Linked DNA regions of Homo sapiens: regions 2 and 3 are each linked to region 1. Evidence: chromatin loops called from intact Hi-C (ENCODE). Cell type or tissue: heart right ventricle. All regions are shown on one strand. Each heading gives the region's core, and the rest is flanking DNA. Links, peaks and the distances in the headings are about the cores only.

Evidence for each region. A loop is a pair of places that touch in the nucleus more often than their neighbours do. Peaks named below come from ENCODE experiments on the same cell type or tissue, not always from the same donor. Only the 100,000 strongest peaks of a DNase experiment are listed, where the experiment ranks them.
Region 2: it touches region 1 in a loop (1.9-fold over the local background); 4 of 110 quality-filtered maps call a loop at or near these places.
Region 3: a loop joins it to region 1, with 10 times the contacts of the local background. A loop is called at or near these places in 30 of 110 quality-filtered maps.

The regions. Positions count from the first base shown.
Region 1 is chr7:150,626,158-150,631,933 of GRCh38, forward strand. GIMAP6 (GTPase, IMAP family member 6) reads right to left here. Exons shown (of 3, transcript NM_024711.6): 2 at 3,901-3,985; 3 at 1-2,355. The coding sequence starts at 3,985. The coding sequence ends at 1,562. Among named protein-coding and RNA genes, the nearest start is that of GIMAP6, 3.3 kb to the right of the region's middle. RefSeq lists silencers at 3,170-3,370, 3,390-3,590 and an enhancer at 5,639-5,718. In heart right ventricle, for the core only: no CTCF peak of the experiment used is centred there; DNase peaks (open chromatin) are centred at 3,464 and 4,482; H3K4me3 peaks cover 1,898 bases; H3K27ac peaks cover 5,000 bases.
Region 2 is chr7:150,470,815-150,476,590 of GRCh38, forward strand. GIMAP8 (GTPase, IMAP family member 8) reads left to right here. Exons shown (of 5, transcript NM_175571.4): 3 at 15-60; 4 at 3,198-3,824. Among named protein-coding and RNA genes, the nearest start is that of GIMAP8, 23 kb to the left of the region's middle. In heart right ventricle, for the core only: CTCF peaks have their summits at 3,265 and 3,466; no DNase peak of the experiment used is centred there; H3K4me3 peaks cover 1,958 bases; H3K27ac peaks cover 3,028 bases.
Region 3 is chr7:150,448,776-150,454,551 of GRCh38, forward strand. It overlaps GIMAP8 (GTPase, IMAP family member 8), which reads left to right and starts at 1,855. Exons shown (of 5, transcript NM_175571.4): 1 at 1,855-2,400. In heart right ventricle, for the core only: a CTCF peak has its summit at 2,859; DNase peaks (open chromatin) are centred at 2,036, 2,846 and 3,552; H3K4me3 peaks cover 5,000 bases; H3K27ac peaks cover 4,927 bases.

The sequences.
Region 1 (5,776 bases), core at 412-5,411:
GGCTGTGAGCATCTGTGTCTAGCTGTTGAGCATCTCCAACAGTGGATGAGTGTCCAGGTAGACCTGAGGCTGTGCCCTGAGATTTCTGATCATCTCCCAGCACTGTCTCCACCAGCTGTACTTCCCGCCCCTCTCGGGAGAAACTAGCTAAAGGCCCCCTGCTACGCAGCTTGAAGAAAGGAAAAGAGGAATATATTGGGGAGCAGTTTCCCCAATGCCTCCTATTATCTTCCCAAATGTCGGTCAACTCCCCAGGAGCATCTTGGACCTCAAAGGAGGTGGGGTGCACCCGGGGCACATCAGTCTCCTCTTGCTGGCAGGCAGCTTCCTATCCGAGGCCTGAGACAGGATGACATCCTACTCCCTTCTCATCCTGTCCAGTATCAGTACTTATAAACCCCGTCTGTAGGAACAGCCTTCCAGGAAAACATCATGGGCTTCAGAGTTCTCCCATAAACCAGGCAGGCTGCCTCGCAAGATGTTTAAGTCACTCTACTGCTTCCTTTGCAGGCCCCCTTTCTTCCCTGCCTCCTTGCATTGGACCCCCACAAATACTTTGCTAGGGAACCCGTTTGCACACGCAGACACCCCATCCACATGCTCCCATTATCAAGGGAGAAGGGAGGGGTGGCAGTGAAGGGCGAGGCAGGTTGAAAGTAGTCTGTGCCTTCTAGGAGCAGAAGGCAAATATCATGAGGGGCCATGAAACCCATGGAAAAAGGGGAAGTAACAGATGCAAGTCATCTCTAATCTAAGTCTACCTTGGTGGGGTGGTGTGACCTCCTCTGCCCAAGTCCACTTGCATCCCTAGGGGCTTCCATGTTCTGTAGCCAGGGCAAGGGACCACCTACTTGACCACAGTCTGACTTCTTGGATACCCTGCCCCAAACTTCTCCCATCATTCCCACTAGGAAGTTCCAACGGGGCTTGTTTGTTACAGCTCAAGAGTGAATAAAAGGGCTGCTCCTCCTGCCTCCATCCCTGTTCCTGCTTGCTCTCCTCCCAGCCCAGTCTCCAACCCTCCCCACCCAGTCTCCAACCCTCCCCATGTCTCAGCACCACTGCCATGTTCCAGCCACCAGACACAACAGGCACCTTAAACCATCATGGTGTGGGGAGAGATGAGAAGTCATCTGGTCAACAGCTTGCATGGAGTTGCCGCACCAAACGTGACTGCATGACTCCAATGCAGTCAAAAGCTGTGGAAGTTACACAGAAGTAAAAGATACAGGCCTGCCCTCAAGAAACTTTGGTTCTATCAGAGTATAGACAAGTAACTCATGAAAGGCAATGCAATGAGATAGAAGGTCCAATAGGAAGACAGCGTGCTGTTGGGGCACAGAGGAGGGAGGACCCAGATGTTCTGGAAGAAGGAATGAAGGAACTGGAATGTGATCTGGGCATGCTGGACCCTGTCCTCAAGCCCCATGCCCCTCTTCCTACACCAGACGTCATGACCTGGAGACTGGGAAGCACTCCATGGGATGGAAAGAGAAACAGAGGGCTGGACACAGGGGGGTGCAAAGGCTGATGGTGTCCTTGGCTCAAGTCCAGCACAGGCTCAAAGGTCAGCCTTCCCCAGCAGGCATCTGTGGGCTTCCTCAGATTCCTTCTGGATCTGGGACAGTCCTTCCAGCCAAGACTCCTCACCAGGCACGTCCTCAGAGCCTTGGCCCTGGCTTACTTGCCTTTCCTGTAGTTCTTTCAGCCGAAAGTTTTGCTGGGTATATTGGTAAGCCTTGTTGCTGTAATAATCTCCTTCGTTTTCCCACATAATGGCTTCAACTTTCTCCATGAGCTCTCGCAGTTGGGCCTCCTGCTCCTCCCCCTGTGCCCTGTTGTTGAAGCCGCAATGGCGCCGTGCAAGGGTCACATCCAGCCAGGCAAGGGCCTGGTTGTTGGTCTCTCGCACATAGTCTTCCAGGGAGCCGCCAGCCAGGTCTTCCTTCCGGGTGAACACCAGGATGGTGTGACCCAGAACCCCCACTCCAAAGACCTCCTGCAGGCGCCTGACCACCTGCTGATCCTCATCCGTGAACCGGCCCAGTTGTGTCACCAGGAGCACGGCGTGGGGCCCTGGGGCGGATAAGACGATGGCTTGGCAGATAGCGTCTGCCACCTCTGGCGAGACCTGGGGGGACAGAATGTTGGGTGTGTCAATCACCTCAAGCTCCTTCCCAGCCCACTCTCGGCTCCGTCTCTGGGAGGTCTTGGTCACGGGTCTGGTGCTGAGTTTAGACTCGAAGACGTCCCTGCCGAGGATGCTGTTTCCTGTTGCACTCTTCCCACTCCCTGTTTTCCCCATGAGAATGAGCCTCAGTCTCCTTGGGGTCTTCTGTTCTTTCTCCCTTAGACCTAGAAATATCCAAAGAAAGCAGAGGGAACTGGGGTAAGGGCCCATGTACCCCATCTTGTCATCACCAGGAGCCTCTGGGTGTACCCCCAGACTGCAGGGGCAGATTGTAAAAGACCAACATCTGCCCTGAAACCAGCGCTGGGCCACCATTCTGGGCCCACATCCTTGAAGGTGGGGCTGAACGTTCTCTCCCAGTGCAAGAGCAGAGCCTAGAAAGAAGAGCGAGACTTGGCCAATAGAACACCAAGAAACCCAATACCAAGGTTTTTAGATATGACTGGGGAAGAAGGCAGGAAGGGAATTCCCTTCTCCTGGCCTTGCGGGTCCCAAGACCCAGAGCACATAAAGAAGTGACAAGTAATAGCTGGTTTCCCAGTCTTGTCCCCACTGAAGACATTGATGTATCTCAGATGACAAAGCATGAAGCTGGCATGTGGCAGCATGGGCGTGGCCATCTCCTGAATCTCCTGGGCACCAACAGGCCTTGCTGTGGCCTGACAGCCACCCTTGGCTCTGACCCACGTGCCAATTCTAACTGAGTGACATTGGGCCCCCTCCAGCTTCCCCAAGGTGGCTGGAAGGAATTTGAATGAATGGGCAGAAGTCTGGGCAGTAGATCTTCATCCCCACCCACCTAGCCCAGTGCAGAGCCAGAGGAGACAGGAACCCCCATCTGAGCAGCCTGGAGCTAGCACACACCACTGGACTTTACTAAAGCCAAATGCATCACTTGAGCTCTGGAGAGGATTCTTAAAAGAATAGCTAACCTTGATTGCTATAACAAAAGGTCAAACAGGTGTTACACAGGTATTGGTAATGTCCCTATTGTAGTAGGTTAACGTGGCTTTTTCCAGATGGCTCAGGCCATTTAAGTTCATAAAGTAAAAGGTCATTCATATTAAAATACATAATGAATCACAAATCATTTCTTCTGGCCAGGAAAGGGCTGGGTTTCCAGCATTTGTAAATCCTGCCTCCCCAGGATGAATGACGAAGTTGAGCCCATGAAAGTTAAGCGCCTGACCCTGTGCAATGGCTTTTGGGAAAGGGACGCCCTCGATAAGGCAGAGCCCAGATCTGAGGCAGCAGCCAAGTACATTCTGCTTGTGCACAAGGCGCTTTCAAACTTACAACTGTGACAGCTCCACTTCGGAGTCAGCCAAACACCCATACAGGGTCTGTTGGCATCCAAGCCTCAGTCCAAGGCCACTTATTTTCGTCACACGCACTGTCAGCACATCCATCCTGAGGAAGAACATCTACCATGTGAAAGCATTTCCTTTGGGACTGGCATGGTGATTTAGTCATTGGTGCTATTTCTCGCCTCCTTTTATCTACCATACCTATCCAGGGGTCTTTTTTCTTATTTTTGGCTAGTGATAAGAAGGGCCCTACCCCAAAGGCCTCTGATGGTGGCTGAGGCGGGTAAATTTCTGTGACTGGGGGACGTCAGCTTCCTCTCCAAGCACACTATGGTGGTGGAGCTGTGTCCCACCTGCACCCCAAATGTTTCCCACTTGCTCCCCTCTCCTCATTCATTTTACCTCCTGACAGCTCCAGCACAGGATCCTGGGACAGCTCTTCTGGGGGATTCTCCTGGGGAATTTGTTCATATTCTTCTTCCTCCATCTACAAAAAAAAAAAAAAAAAAAAAATCATATGTTCTACTGACTTTCCAAATGAGTTTCAACAGCCACCTGCCTTTCGCCTTTCTCTTGCCAGAGGAAAGTTTTTTGCATTAGTTTAGGGTTGGGGTGGGACTGAGTGAGGCAATGGAAGAAGGGGTCTAAGACACTCTCTGCTGGCTTTAGGGACCCTATTTCTTTAGGGATGCTATCCCTCGCCCCCTTCATTGTGGTCTCCATCATAAGTTTAAGAGATTTTACAGATAAAGGTGCAACTGGCCTGGGAGCTGAGGAATGGATGAAATTTGGATAGACAAAGGGTCTGGAACTGTTCTGGGAGGTGGGGGGAGGTGGAGGAAGGGAAGAAGGAGGAGGTGGAGGAAGGGAAGCACAGAAGCAGGTGTGATTCTGATCCTGTGTTCCCTGGGAGCAGCAGGAAGGCCTGGTGTGCCTGGAGGACGTGAATGAGTAGGATGTTGTTGGGAGGGGCCACTTGGTGGGCCTTGGGGCCAGACTTTGGAGAAGACTGTGCAGTGAGGGTTACAGAGGACTGGGATTGCAGGGGCTGAGCTGGGAAGGAAGCCAGAGACCTCAGGGGAGAAGCAGCCACCAGTTAGCTCTGTCTGGGCCTCAGCATCCCATCAGTAAGAATGTTGGGCCTGAACTAGATGCCTGTGAATGTCTCTTCCCCTATTAAGGTCTCAACATACTTCATAACATTTTTTAGAGCAATTCTTAGTCCTTTTTGCAAATTAGGGCCACATCATTCCCAACCAGGAACTCCTGTCCCCTTTCCCATGACAGCAATGTGTCCTGGCTTCATAGACTAACACAGTTCTCTGTGCCAAGATCCCATAAGGTTCTCTCTGCTGGATTTTCTCTGTGGGACTGAGGAGGAAGTTGCATGGTCCATGACTGTTTTTCCAGATCATGTAGGACATTCACAACCAGATGAAACAGATCCAGATGAAGGGTCTGGGGTGTGGGGAAACCTAAGTCCAGGGGAACCTGATAGACATGTTTTTCTCATTGCCACATTGTTAGATGTTTGTTCTATTCTGTTCACCTGGCAAACACTCCAGTCCTCCCCAGATCCCAGAAGTATATATGCGGATATTGCTTTATGATTGGTAAAGATCAATTTTGCAGTGCTGGGCTGGGCATGGAGGGAGTCCAGGAAGGTCTGTTGACTTTCTAGGAAGAAAGAAGAAGCAGGCCAGGCGGACAGCCTTACTCAGACCTGAACAGCCAGATTCTGGAAGGAGTACAATATTTCACCTACCAAAGGGAGTTAGTTCTTCCTAACTGGTGGCCTCTCAATCTCTTTGTCCCTGGCTTCCTTACATCCCTGGTGGAAATTGAGGCAGCACTTTACCAATGTAATCTCATTCCTCCTTTAGAGAGAACGGGCAGGCAGCTTAACAGGAAACAACAGCCGGGTGGGACTAGGCTGTGGCATGCAGGAACCTGCACTGTGCCTTCGCAGGGTTCGGGGAATGGGTCTGCACGCAAGGCACCTCCCTGCCTCCTCCTAGACCCTCCCCGGAATGGCACCTCCCATGTTGGCCACAGTGTGCATTGTCTCCAACACAGAAGATGGAACAGATAGTACCATCCTTGTCATATTGCTCTGGAAGAAAGCAAAACTCAGAGAAGCATCTTGCCAAATATTAAACAGTGACTTTGTCACAAGGCAAAAAGTTCTCCAGACGTGTTGGTCACAGCTCTTTTTATCACATTACAAACCTGCACACACCACAGCACACACAAATACACAACACACACACATACACAA
Region 2 (5,776 bases), core at 482-5,481, 160 kb before region 1:
CCTTTATTTTCTAGGATTGTGTGAATGAAGCTGCATCTCAAGAGGGAGACAAGCCACAGGGTAAGTTGATCTTTAAGAAACATTAAGCTCACACTTGTATTCTTTTGAATGCATTCTGCAGCCAAAGTGAAGCGGAAACATTATCCATATAAACCAGAAAATTCACCCTGGGGACCTAGCTGAGGTTGGTTCCCACAAGCTATCCCCTAGGAAACTCCTAACACTTGTGAGTAGGTATAGCACCAGCAAAGTTCCTGGACCCAGCGAGGGTGTCCTTGGACTTTTCTGAAGTGTTACAGAGCTGGGCTTGCCTCTTGTGTCTTCTTTCCTAACTCAGACTCTTCTTTCTGGCCTTGGATCCGGCCCTGCCCAAGTTTTGACTCCTCTTAGGAAAGCAGAAATCACTCCTTCATGGACAACACCAACTTGGAGAATTCTCTGATGGGGTGCAGTATTCAGGTGATGATTGCCAGTAATGATAGATCCTGCACATCTGCATAAGTCAATATGTATAGATCTACCTCCTTCCGTATAGTAGATGCAGTTTGTTTCACAATGTGGACACACAAAACAAATGCAACCATGCCTTTACTGATGGATTTGCAGGTTATTTCTGGGTCAGCCCTGTGCAAGCTCTGAGTATCCAGTCGTGAATAAGATAGACAAGATCCTTTTCCTCATGGAAATCTTCCAAATAATAAAATCATAATTTTAATAGTATTGCTAATAATTATAGCTGAGGCCGGGTGCAGTGGCTCATGCCTGTAATCCCAGCACTTTGGGAGGCCGAGGTGGGTGGATCACTTGATGCCAGGAGTTCAAGACCAGCTTGGCCAACATGGCAAAACCCTGTCTCTACTAAAAATACAAAAATTAGCCAGGCATGGTAGTGCGTGCCTGTCGTCTCAGCTACTCGGGAGGCTAAGACATGAGAATCACTTGAATCTGGGAGCGCAAGATTGCAGTGAGCTGAGATCATGCCACTTTACCCCAGTCTGGGCAACAGAGCAAGACCCTGTCTCAAAAAAAAAAAAAATTGCAGCTGACATTATGTCCTGGGAAATAACTTTCATAAATATGTAATTCAATCTTCATAGCATATTCATATATAATCCTCTTAAAATACACCAGTTCAATTCTTGTAACAATCTTGTAAAGAAGATGTTGTGAGCCTCATCCTCATTTCACAGCTGAGTGCACTCAGCCAGAAATACGTGTACTCAGGCAGAAGGGTTTCAAAATTCTGGCAATGCCCTTTGGCCGAGACCCCAGGAACACACGTGTGACTGAACAAAAGTGCGTTTATTGACCTGTGGCTGTGAGGGCCCAGCACACCATGGGGAGTCACAGGGCTGTCAGAAACAGGGGGCAGGGAAGGACTTTTTATAGGATGTGGGCTCATGTTAGGTGATTCTGAGGAAGGTTCCAGGAAGTGGGACTTTGCTCCAGGATGGATGCGCTTAGGAAGTGGGGGGTAGTTCCACAATGAAGTGTTTGAATAATTCTTCTGTCCAAGGTGACAAGGGTGGAACGAGGCTAAAGCCATCAGGAGGCAGCTGTCATCTATTTAGCCAGTGCAGGGGATGTTCGGGCAATGCTGTTGTTTTTGTGTGCTCAGATACGATTGCAGAGTGGTTGTGGTTGTGGAAGACTCGTGTCTGATTTTCTGTAATACTGTGGATGAGAGACAGGAGGGTGCCATGGCCTTGCTGTGGAGGCCAGACCAGCTCCTGGCTCTCAAGGGCTATTTATTATCCCTTCTCACTCCTACTTTTAACCACTGCACTGTATGGTCTCTCTAAATTGAAGAGAGTCCATATTCGAAATAAATATAAAATTATTATTTTGGTAAGAATAGAGGAAATACACATGGCAGCTGATTTGTATAGTTTTGCGGTGAGCAATTTAGGTGAAGTTCTCTTGAAGAAGTTATATTTGCATAGGAACCTGAGTAGCCAGCAGGAGATAGGGCAGGAGGCAAAGAAAGTGCTGTCATATGGGCAAAAGTCCTGAAGTCTGTAAAGGAGAGTAGGGGGGAGTGTGAGGGAGGGAGGGGCACTTCCAGGCCTGACTCAAGTTCTTCCTTAACTGTGAAGCCTTCCATGCACACTTCCGTGCTAGTCAGGTCCTAAGGGCTTTACAGGTGCTGTTTCCTTTAGTCTTTTCAACCTCAACGTGGGCATTAGATTCCCATTCTACCAACATGGAAACAGATTCGCAAAGCGGTAAGTTTTCCAAGGCAATACAGCAAGGGCCTTTGATGCTGTGTCCATCCCACCTTCCCAACTTGCTGCTCAGACCCTTCCCACGAAGGCTGTTGATGACTCAGCCTCAGAGAAAGCTCCCTGCAGTTGCAGACTCTCCCTTTTGCTCAGTTCATAGGTCTGGTGTTGATGCTGCCTCAGCCAGGGGATGTGTGGAGAGATAGTTGTAGGGTGCAGGTTTGCAGGTTTTTACAGCAATTTATTGAGGTACGATTTACACAGAGTAAAATGCACAAATCTTAAGCAAACAGCTTGATGCCTTTTTCTATATCTATACATATGGGATCCCCATCTAGATAAAGATATAGAGCATTTCCATCATCTTACAGATTCTTGCTGCCCCTCGCCAAAGAGAAACACTATCCAGATTTCTATCAACATAGATTAATTTGGTCTGTTCTTCAACTTCATATGGTAGAATCATCTAGTATGCAGTTTTTGTGTCCTGCTTCTTTTACTTAGCGTGTTTTTTTGAGATCCATCTATACTGCATATCGCTAGTTCACTTTTTTTTTAATTGCTGAGTGTATTTGATTTTATACCACCAAGGGGCATTTGAAAATCGGATTCTCCCTGCTCCTGCCTTAGCCCCTGGGCTTACCTTTGGTACGTACTTACCTTTGGTAGGCCCCAGTACTTACCTTTGATAACAAAATGAGGGGAACCCTGAGGACCTAGACCAACGAAGGCCAAAGTTGGCATGTTCGTGTTCCTGGGGAATCATAAGCTCCATGAATATCTCTTAGTTCACTCCTGCCCCTGTTTGTGGCTTTCACCTTGATGGAGAGCTTCTGGCTGAGAGTAGAGTTCTACTGGTTTACCGTGTTGTTGCCATTCTCTATACAAGTTTGCAGGGATGAGAAATCATAAAACCTGCCCACATCCATATTCAACTGCAGGAAGAGACTCTGAACCTGTCCATTTGTCCCACAGGCCCAAGGGAAAGGCAGCTGCAGTCCACAGGACCCGAGCAGAATCCGGGGACATCAGAACTGACAGTCCTCCTTGTGGGGAAACGCGGTGCTGGAAAAAGTGCAGCAGGAAACAGCATTCTGGGGAGGCAGGCCTTTCAGACCGGATTTAGTGAGCAGTCAGTAACCCAGAGCTTCTTGTCTGAGAGCAGAAGCTGGAGAAAAAAGAAAGTTTCGATCATTGATGCTCCGGACATCTCATCTTTAAAGAACATTGACTCAGAAGTTAGAAAACACATCTGTACAGGCCCCCATGCCTTCCTGCTGGTGACACCACTGGGCTTTTACACTAAGAATGATGAGGCAGTGCTGAGCACCATCCAAAACAATTTTGGAGAAAAATTCTTTGAGTACATGATCATACTTCTTACCAGGAAAGAAGATTTAGGGGATCAGGATCTAGATACGTTCTTAAGAAACAGCAATAAAGCTCTCTATGGTCTCATCCAGAAGTGTAAAAACAGATATAGTGCCTTCAACTACCGGGCAACAGGAGAAGAAGAGCAAAGGCAGGCGGACGAGCTCCTGGAAAAAATTGAGAGCATGGTGCATCAGAATGGGAACAAGCATTGTGTTTTCAGAGAAAAAGGTAAAACTGTGAATAGGATATATATTTTTACATATATCATTTAAAAATAGGTATAAAATATATAAGAACTTTTTATTTTCTTTTTTTTCTTTTTTTTTATTATACTTTAAGTTTTAGGGTACATGTGCACATTGTGCAGGTTAGTTACATATGTATACATGTGCCATGCTGGTGCGCTGCACCCACTAACTCGTCATCTAGCATTAGGTATATCTCCCAATGCTATCCCTCCCCACTCCCCCCACCCCACAACAGTCCCCAGAGTGTGATATTCCCCTTCCTGTGTCCATGTGATCTTATTGTTCAATTCCCACCTATGAGTGAGAATATGCGGTGTTTGGTTTTTTGTTCTTGCGATAGTTTACTGAGAATGATGATTTCCAATTTCATCCATGTCCCTTCAAAGGACATGAACTCATCATTTTTTATGGCTGCATAGTATTCCATGGTGTATATGTGCCACATTTTCTAAAAGGCATAGAGAAGATAAAAAGGACAGGTCTCCTGTTCCTGTGTTAGTCTGCTTAGGATGGCAGCCTCCAGCTCTATCTATGTTACTGCAAAAGACAGGATTTCATTCTTTTTTATGGCTGCCTATTATTCTATGGTGTATATGTACCTGTACCTAAAATAAAAGTTGAAATGAAACAAAAAAGAAGTTGAAACTGGAAGAAAAATAAAGGAAGGATAGGTCTGTTCTATGGACTAACTCTTTTCTCTTTCTTTGCTTCTCAAATTGTACTGAAGTTATAGCTTTTCCATGCACATTCTCTTGAACCGGTCTTTAATTTTTTCATGATCTTTACTATCTCTTCAACTGGATAGTGTGAGTGTCTTGAAGAAAGGAGCTGATGCTTTCCAACCCTTTGTTTCCCCACAGTGTACTGTTGCCCAGAGCTTGGCACACTGCTCTCTTTACTACTTAAGAAGGGCTCCTCATCCACTTAGTGCTACACGTTCAGTTGACCTATGCTGAGGTCCTTCCCATTCTTACTCATCCCGTTTTTTTTTCTGCTTCAAACATCCTCACCCAGGAAGAAGATAAAACCCAAAGGAGCATATTTTCTTATTGAACCCTCCTTTAGAAGTATAGATACATGGGAAAGTCAGGAGAGGCTTTGTGTAGAAAGCCCAATTTGAAACAGGTTTTAGAGAATGGGTAGGGATTAAATGGCTGAGCAGAAAGCTGGAAGATATTCCAGAGAGTACACCAGCAATTTGAAGCAAAGAGGTAGGACTAAGCATGTCACTTGTTAGGGGACAAAAAAGAATAATCTTGGTGGAGATGGGGGTTCACAGCTCTAAAGGACATCTTCCAAGAACATTGAAGATTAAGGCGTTGAACATTAAGAACACTGAATTAGAGAATATGGGATGGGGAGTGGGGCCGGATTTCAGAGGTACATGAGAAACACACCCTCTGTAGGTACAGAAGTAGGGACTGAAATATATGACAAATATGGGAGTGTTGGAAGATTAAGCTATTGTTCATCTGCTGGGCATAACTATGAAGTTGAAGTTTCAGCATAAACAGGTTAATAATTTCCCCTTGAAGGAAGAGCATGGGATGTGCTTTCTTCCTCCTTTGCATTGAAGTAGATATTAGCTATTTGATATGAAATTCATAATGGAAGAGAACTACGAAGAGACTTGAATGAGCACTGGACTGTCACAGTGCAAGTGCAAAAGCATAAGAACGATCTCCAAAGAACGCATATTGTAAGGTCTCTATGTGTCTGTAAATTCCATTTATAGGGAAATTCATTCTCTTTCTCCATCATGGACACCACACACCCAACAGTGTTAGTGGATATTCATTATTATAACCATGCGGTTTCTTCTGACTCATCAGTGAAAGGCAATTAAGTTCAATGTGGTTTTAATGAGAAATGAATTTTTACATGTCCTAACTAAGGAAACTGGTAATCTATCAGTGATATGTAGAGTTTCTT
Region 3 (5,776 bases), core at 473-5,472, 180 kb before region 1:
TTCTCCCCAGTGTTTCACCTGCCTGCTGAGTCAGGGCTCTCGGCCCGCTGGGGAGCATTTTGCTGCACTTGTCATTAGCCACAAAGCCACTAGGGGGCAGGGAGCCCCCATCCTGCCTCAGATCGGTGCCAAACCAGAACCCGGCAGCCTGCCTTCTGCACGGAAATCAATTCTCTAGGAGCTGATTTGCTGAAAGATCATTTTGCAAAATGGTCAACTCAGCAAATAATCGACTTGCTGAATCTTTGAGGAGTTATTTGCAGCTTCAGTTTTACTTAGAGCAATCCCTGGATGCTTAATATTTCATTTAAGAATGAGTGAGCCTTTTCTTCTCTATTTTGGGGAAACAGTTTCTTGCTGAGCCTCTGCCTCTGTTAGTACCCCAGCGGGGATGAACTGCAGTACCTGGCTTCGGGTTTTTGTCTTTTCATTATAATGAGTTGGTTTTATGTGCGTTGACCTACTGTAAAGGAAGGGTGGGGTTCTTCCAAAATAGATCCTCTTTCAATGAGGAGACAGGTAGAGTGGGACATGGGAAGGGCTTTGTCAGCTTTCCCCATCAAGATGTGTCCTGTGTGTCCCCAAAGCTCTTCTTGAGCCATCCCAGCATAACCAGGGTTTCCCTCAGGTTCATAACAAGGTAGAGCAGTCCTCAAGGCTGGCGCATGAAGACCAGTCCAGGGGGAGGGTGGATCCCTCGGGATGTGATAGGCTGACAGCAGCTCCCCAAAGCCTGTGGTTTTGACTACTGTAGAGACTTCATATCTGAAGCATGCCCCTCTACTTCAGCCACCCCCACTGCTCCTCCTTCTGCGGGGTCCCTTTGGAAAGCTTAGCACCACCTCAGACATTTGGAAAACTAACTTGAGCTCCAGTCCCTCGAGGCCCTAGCCTCTGCATCCTGTGAAGAGGGCCCTGCTGTGCAGAGCGCAGAGGGTCCCGCACTCACTTGGATGAACCTCTAGGGCATTCTGCTCAGTCTCAGGAGGGCAGACACTGTGGGACTCCACTCACATGAGTATCTGACGTTGCCAAAAATCATAGAAACAGGCCGGGTGTGGTGGCTCACACCTGTAATCCCAGCGCTTTGGGAGGCTGAGGCAGGTGGATCACTTGAGGTCAGGAGTTCAAGACCAGCCTGGCCAACATGGTGAAACCCCGTTTCTACTAAAAATACAAATATTAGCCGTGTGTGGTGGCGGGAACCTGTAATCCCAGCTACTCGGGAGGCTGGGGCAGGAGAATTGCTTGAACTCGGGAGGTGGAGGTTGCAGTGAGCCGAGATCACACCATTGCACTCCAGCCTGGGCGACAGAGCAAGACTCTGTCTCAAAAAAAAAAAAAAAATCATAGAAACGGAAAGTAGAACGGTGGTTACCCGGGCTGGGGTTCGGGGAGGTGAGTTGGGGTGTAATGGGGAGAGTTTGGGTGCTGCAGGATGAAAAGTCCTGCAGATCTGGCACACAACCATGTGAATGTACTTTCTACTGTGGGCTATACACTTAGAAATGGTTAGGATGGTACTATTAATGTTACATCATTTTTACCCTAGTAAACATTTTTTAAGAAGTCTTCCTCCGTGTTTGACTTCCTTATGAAGTAGAGACCAGGTAGTTTGGACACTATGTTCTTTCACAAAAGGGATTTCATTTTGTGAAATATTTGAAAGCATCGAAGTCTAGCATTTCACGTTTTGCAAGCTGGGGAAAAGCATTCATTCCCTGAGAAGCAGCGTTGGTCTGTCAGGCTTGGAGTTCCCCGGGTTGTGGGTTTTAGGGAAGGGAAGGGAAGCGAGGAAGGACTTGTGAGAGGAAGTCCTAAAGGCCACTTAAGGGCACACAGAGGCCCGGAGCTGGCTTTGCTCAGAGCTTGTAGCGGCGCCACAATCTCTGTCCTCTCAGGAACAGGAACTGGCTTGACGTCCTTTTCCTGCCCTATCCAAGCCCCTGTTCTTGCAGCCCTTCTGAAGCTCAGCCTGGCACCGGCCCCGGCGCCCCAGCCCCTGGCCAAGCCTCTGCTGTCATTTCTCCTCCCTCCTCTCAGTCTGCAGCTGCGGGACGGGCCGGGCTCCTCAGTTTCTGCTGTGTTGTGACCCCACGAGGCGCTCAGCACCCAGGGAAGGCGCGTGTGTCCCCGATGCTGGCTCCTCCCTGAGCCCCGACGGCTCTCGAGGTTCTGAGCCTGTGGCCTGCACAGGGAACTTCCTCTCCGACTGCATTTATGCCTCTGTGGATGTGAAGGCTATTTCTAGAAATCTCTTCCTTTGCAGAAACACCCGAAACCCTCCTGCCAGGAAGACCAGGGCCTGGGAAGAGGGTCGCTCTCCGGCCATTCTCCCCTCACCCTCCTCACCTTCCTCACATCCTGTGCCCTGGGGGACCAGCAGCTGCTTCCACCCAGGTGAGAGATGGAGGGATAGAGCCAGGTGGATTGCGGAGCCTCGGAGACTGTGGGACGCCGTGGGACCCCATGGGACACGACCGCAGTGCATGTGTGACATGTGCACTCGTGTGTAGATGTGTGTGCACTGGTGCATGGCTGTGGGGGAGGATGGGCTTGGCACCGGGAAGGCAGCCTGCTCAGCCATGGGAGAGGAGGCTGGGTTGAATGGCAGGGTTGAATGGCAGAGTTGAATGGCAGGGGCCCTGGGAAGCTTTCCTCCTGGTCCAAAGCGTGTCTCCCCAGCCTGCTGGGGAGTAGATTCGGCAGGATGGGGACAGAGGCATATTCCCAGACATCTATGAGAGTGGCTGTCCTAAAAGAAGGCGTGTCGGGGAGTGGGTGTGAGCCCTGAAGAGGAGGAGGGCTGAGACTGGCAGAAGGGAGGAAGAAGCAGGCGGAAGCAGCCGGTCAGATGCCCCATGAAGCTAGATGGTGCCGCAGAGCAGCCCCCAGGAGGAAGCCAGCGGAGCTCCTCCCGCAAAGCAGGGGGTGGGGGATGCTGATTTTTCCACGTCTGCTTTTCTGATCTTTCCTGCCCCTTGCACAGTTAGGATTCTGTGAACTGGGCATTGGAGGGATTGGAGGGGTCAAGACCTTACCAAAAGCAATATTTCTGATTTCACCTACATTTCAGCCAACCTGGTCCTCAGCAGTTAACCTCTTCCCTTCCTCTTGATGGTTGCCCTGCTGGGCTGGGTCTAAGGTCTTCCCCACGCTGGGCTCTGGAGGCATCTCCAACCACCCTGCTCTGTAAGTGGGAACTGCGATTAGATGTGGGATGAATCCCCGCATGGCTGGATGCTGTGCTCAGATGCCTGAGTCCACGTTTGCCTTGGGCTGTTTCCTGAGAAGGAGGCAGAGGCTGCCTTTACAGTCTTCAGTGAATTATAGGAAGAACGCTCTCTTTTTCTCTCAGTTGCTCTGCTGGGGTCTCCAGAGTGGCCTGGGAAATTGAGCAGAGGGAAATGTGGGCTGGCAGAGCGTGAGTGAGGGTGAGTTTGGGTACCTTTTTGTCCTTAAGTGCACTTTCTACATGTTGGGGTGAAGTGCTACTGGCTGGGAAGCTGTATGTGTGGTAGGAGTGTGCATGTGCGTGTGTGTATGTGGGTGTGTGTGTGTAGGTCCTGACATCATGTGGAGCTGCAGGCAGGAGTCCAGCCAAGACTCATTGGTTTGGTCATACTCTGCTGGGGAACCATGCAAGGCTGTGTCGCTTAATTGGGAAAGAAATTTCTTTCTTCTTCAGACCTGTGGGAGGCCTCTGCTTCCTTCAGCTTGCTGTTTTCTCACTAGTGTCTTTTTTTCTTAAATTAATTTACAGAGACATCTCACTTCACTTGCATATATATGTGTGTGTGTATGTATATATGTATATATATGTATATATGTATGTATATATGTATATATGTGTATATATGTATATATATGTGTGTATATGTGTGTGTGTGTGTGTGTGAGATATATATATATATATATATATATATATATATATACATGCGAGTGGAACTACAGGCACCCACCACCATGCCTGGCTAATTTTTGTACTTTTAATAAAGACGGGGATTTCATCATGTTGACCAGGCTGGTCTCAAACTCCTGATCTCGAGGGATCTACCTGCCTTGGCCTCTGAAAGTGTTGGGGTTACAGGCGTGAGCCACTGCGCCCGGCCTCCCTCTCAGTTCTAAAAACCGTTTTTCTTCTTTTCTTCACATTTCTGTCTCTCCTGTGATCGTTCATTCCTTTACCTCCACGTATTGGGCATATACTACATGCCAGGCACAATGTTAGGGCCTGGGGACACAGAACAAAACAGGCATGTTTGGAGTTTCAGCACATGCTGTTATGGAGCTTTGTACCAAGGGTAGTACAGAGAACATTTAGACATTTAAAAATAAAATTAATAAATAATTATAAAATATAAATAATATCAGATAGAATCAATGTTATGAAGAAAATTGAGGAGAGAGAGGAGATAGGGCATTAGTGTGAGAGCTTCTCTCCATAGGGTGTATCTGGGTGAAAGATGCTCTTAGAAGATCCCCGGTGCTGATTAGGTTTGAACCCACCGGAAATATTTTTCCCCTGGTGGACCGGTTCTGAGGTTCTGAGGTGTCTGAAGCTGCGGTGGGCTCTGCCCCGTGCCGTGCAGCCATCCAGATGATTCCAGAGAGAGGCCTCTGCCAAGGCCCTTGTGGGCTTTGCCTCGCCCTTTTCGAAAGTGGGCCCTGCCACTGCCTTTACTACCTCCCTGGGTCATTCCCTGCAGTGCAGCCTCTCCCCTGAGTGCCACAGACCCCATTTTTTGAAAAGGTATGAACCACCAAATTGCTGCACAGAAAAAGGGCTTTCCCACTCTTCACTTTCTTCGGCGTATCTGCTGCATTTTGCTTGTTCTTCAAGTCAATAACCATCAACTCAGAAACAAGTATTTATCAGATACTTTCTTTATGTTGTAGATACAGTGGTGAGAAAAACAGAGCAAGTCCTTATTCTCATGGAACTCACCTGTAGTGGTGGCAGACTAAAAAGCACTAAGCAACTAAATGCAGATGTGAAGGGTGACAGTAGTGGGTGTTGGGTACGGGGCGGGGGGCACAGAGGAGTCACGACTCTTAGGGTGGCAGTGGTGGGTGCTGGGTATGGGGCGGGGGTGCCCGTGGGGCATAGAGGGGTGGACAGCTCTTAGGGTGGCAGTGGCGGGTGCTAGGTATGGGGTGGGGGTGTCAGTGGGGCACAGAGGCATGGACAGCTCTTTAATAGCGGGTGGAGGCTGGAGAGGGCCTCCTGTACTAAGGGGACAGTGTGATAGAGACCTAAGGGAAGTGCTCAGGCACATGTCTTGCACATGTCTGCAAGGGACAATGCCCCAGTTCAGATGAACAGCAAGCATGTTTGAAGTACAGCGCAGGCTGATGTGACTATGGCACACAATGTGAGGGGAAGGGGGTGGGAGATGAGGTCAGAGAGCAGCTGGGCACAAGGTAGGGTCTCGTGACCACTATAAAGGCTTTGCCTTTTACTTTGAATGGGTGGAGAGTCACTGGGGGTGGGGGGAGGTTTAGAATGAAGCGTGACATTACCTGTCTCTTGTTTTAACAGGAGAGGAGAACTGTGGCTATTGGTGGACAATAGACAGCTGGAGAAGGGTGGAAACCGGGGAGCAGTGTTAATATTACTGCAAAAGTCCAAAGAGGAGCTGATGACCAGTTCAATCTGGAAAAGTTAGGAAAGGCTTGACATGGAGCCTCAGAGTCCTTGGGCTAAGTGATGGAGAATGGGTAGGAACGTTCCAGGCAGACAGGAGGATGGGGTGCAGGCAAGGGTGTGCTGGAC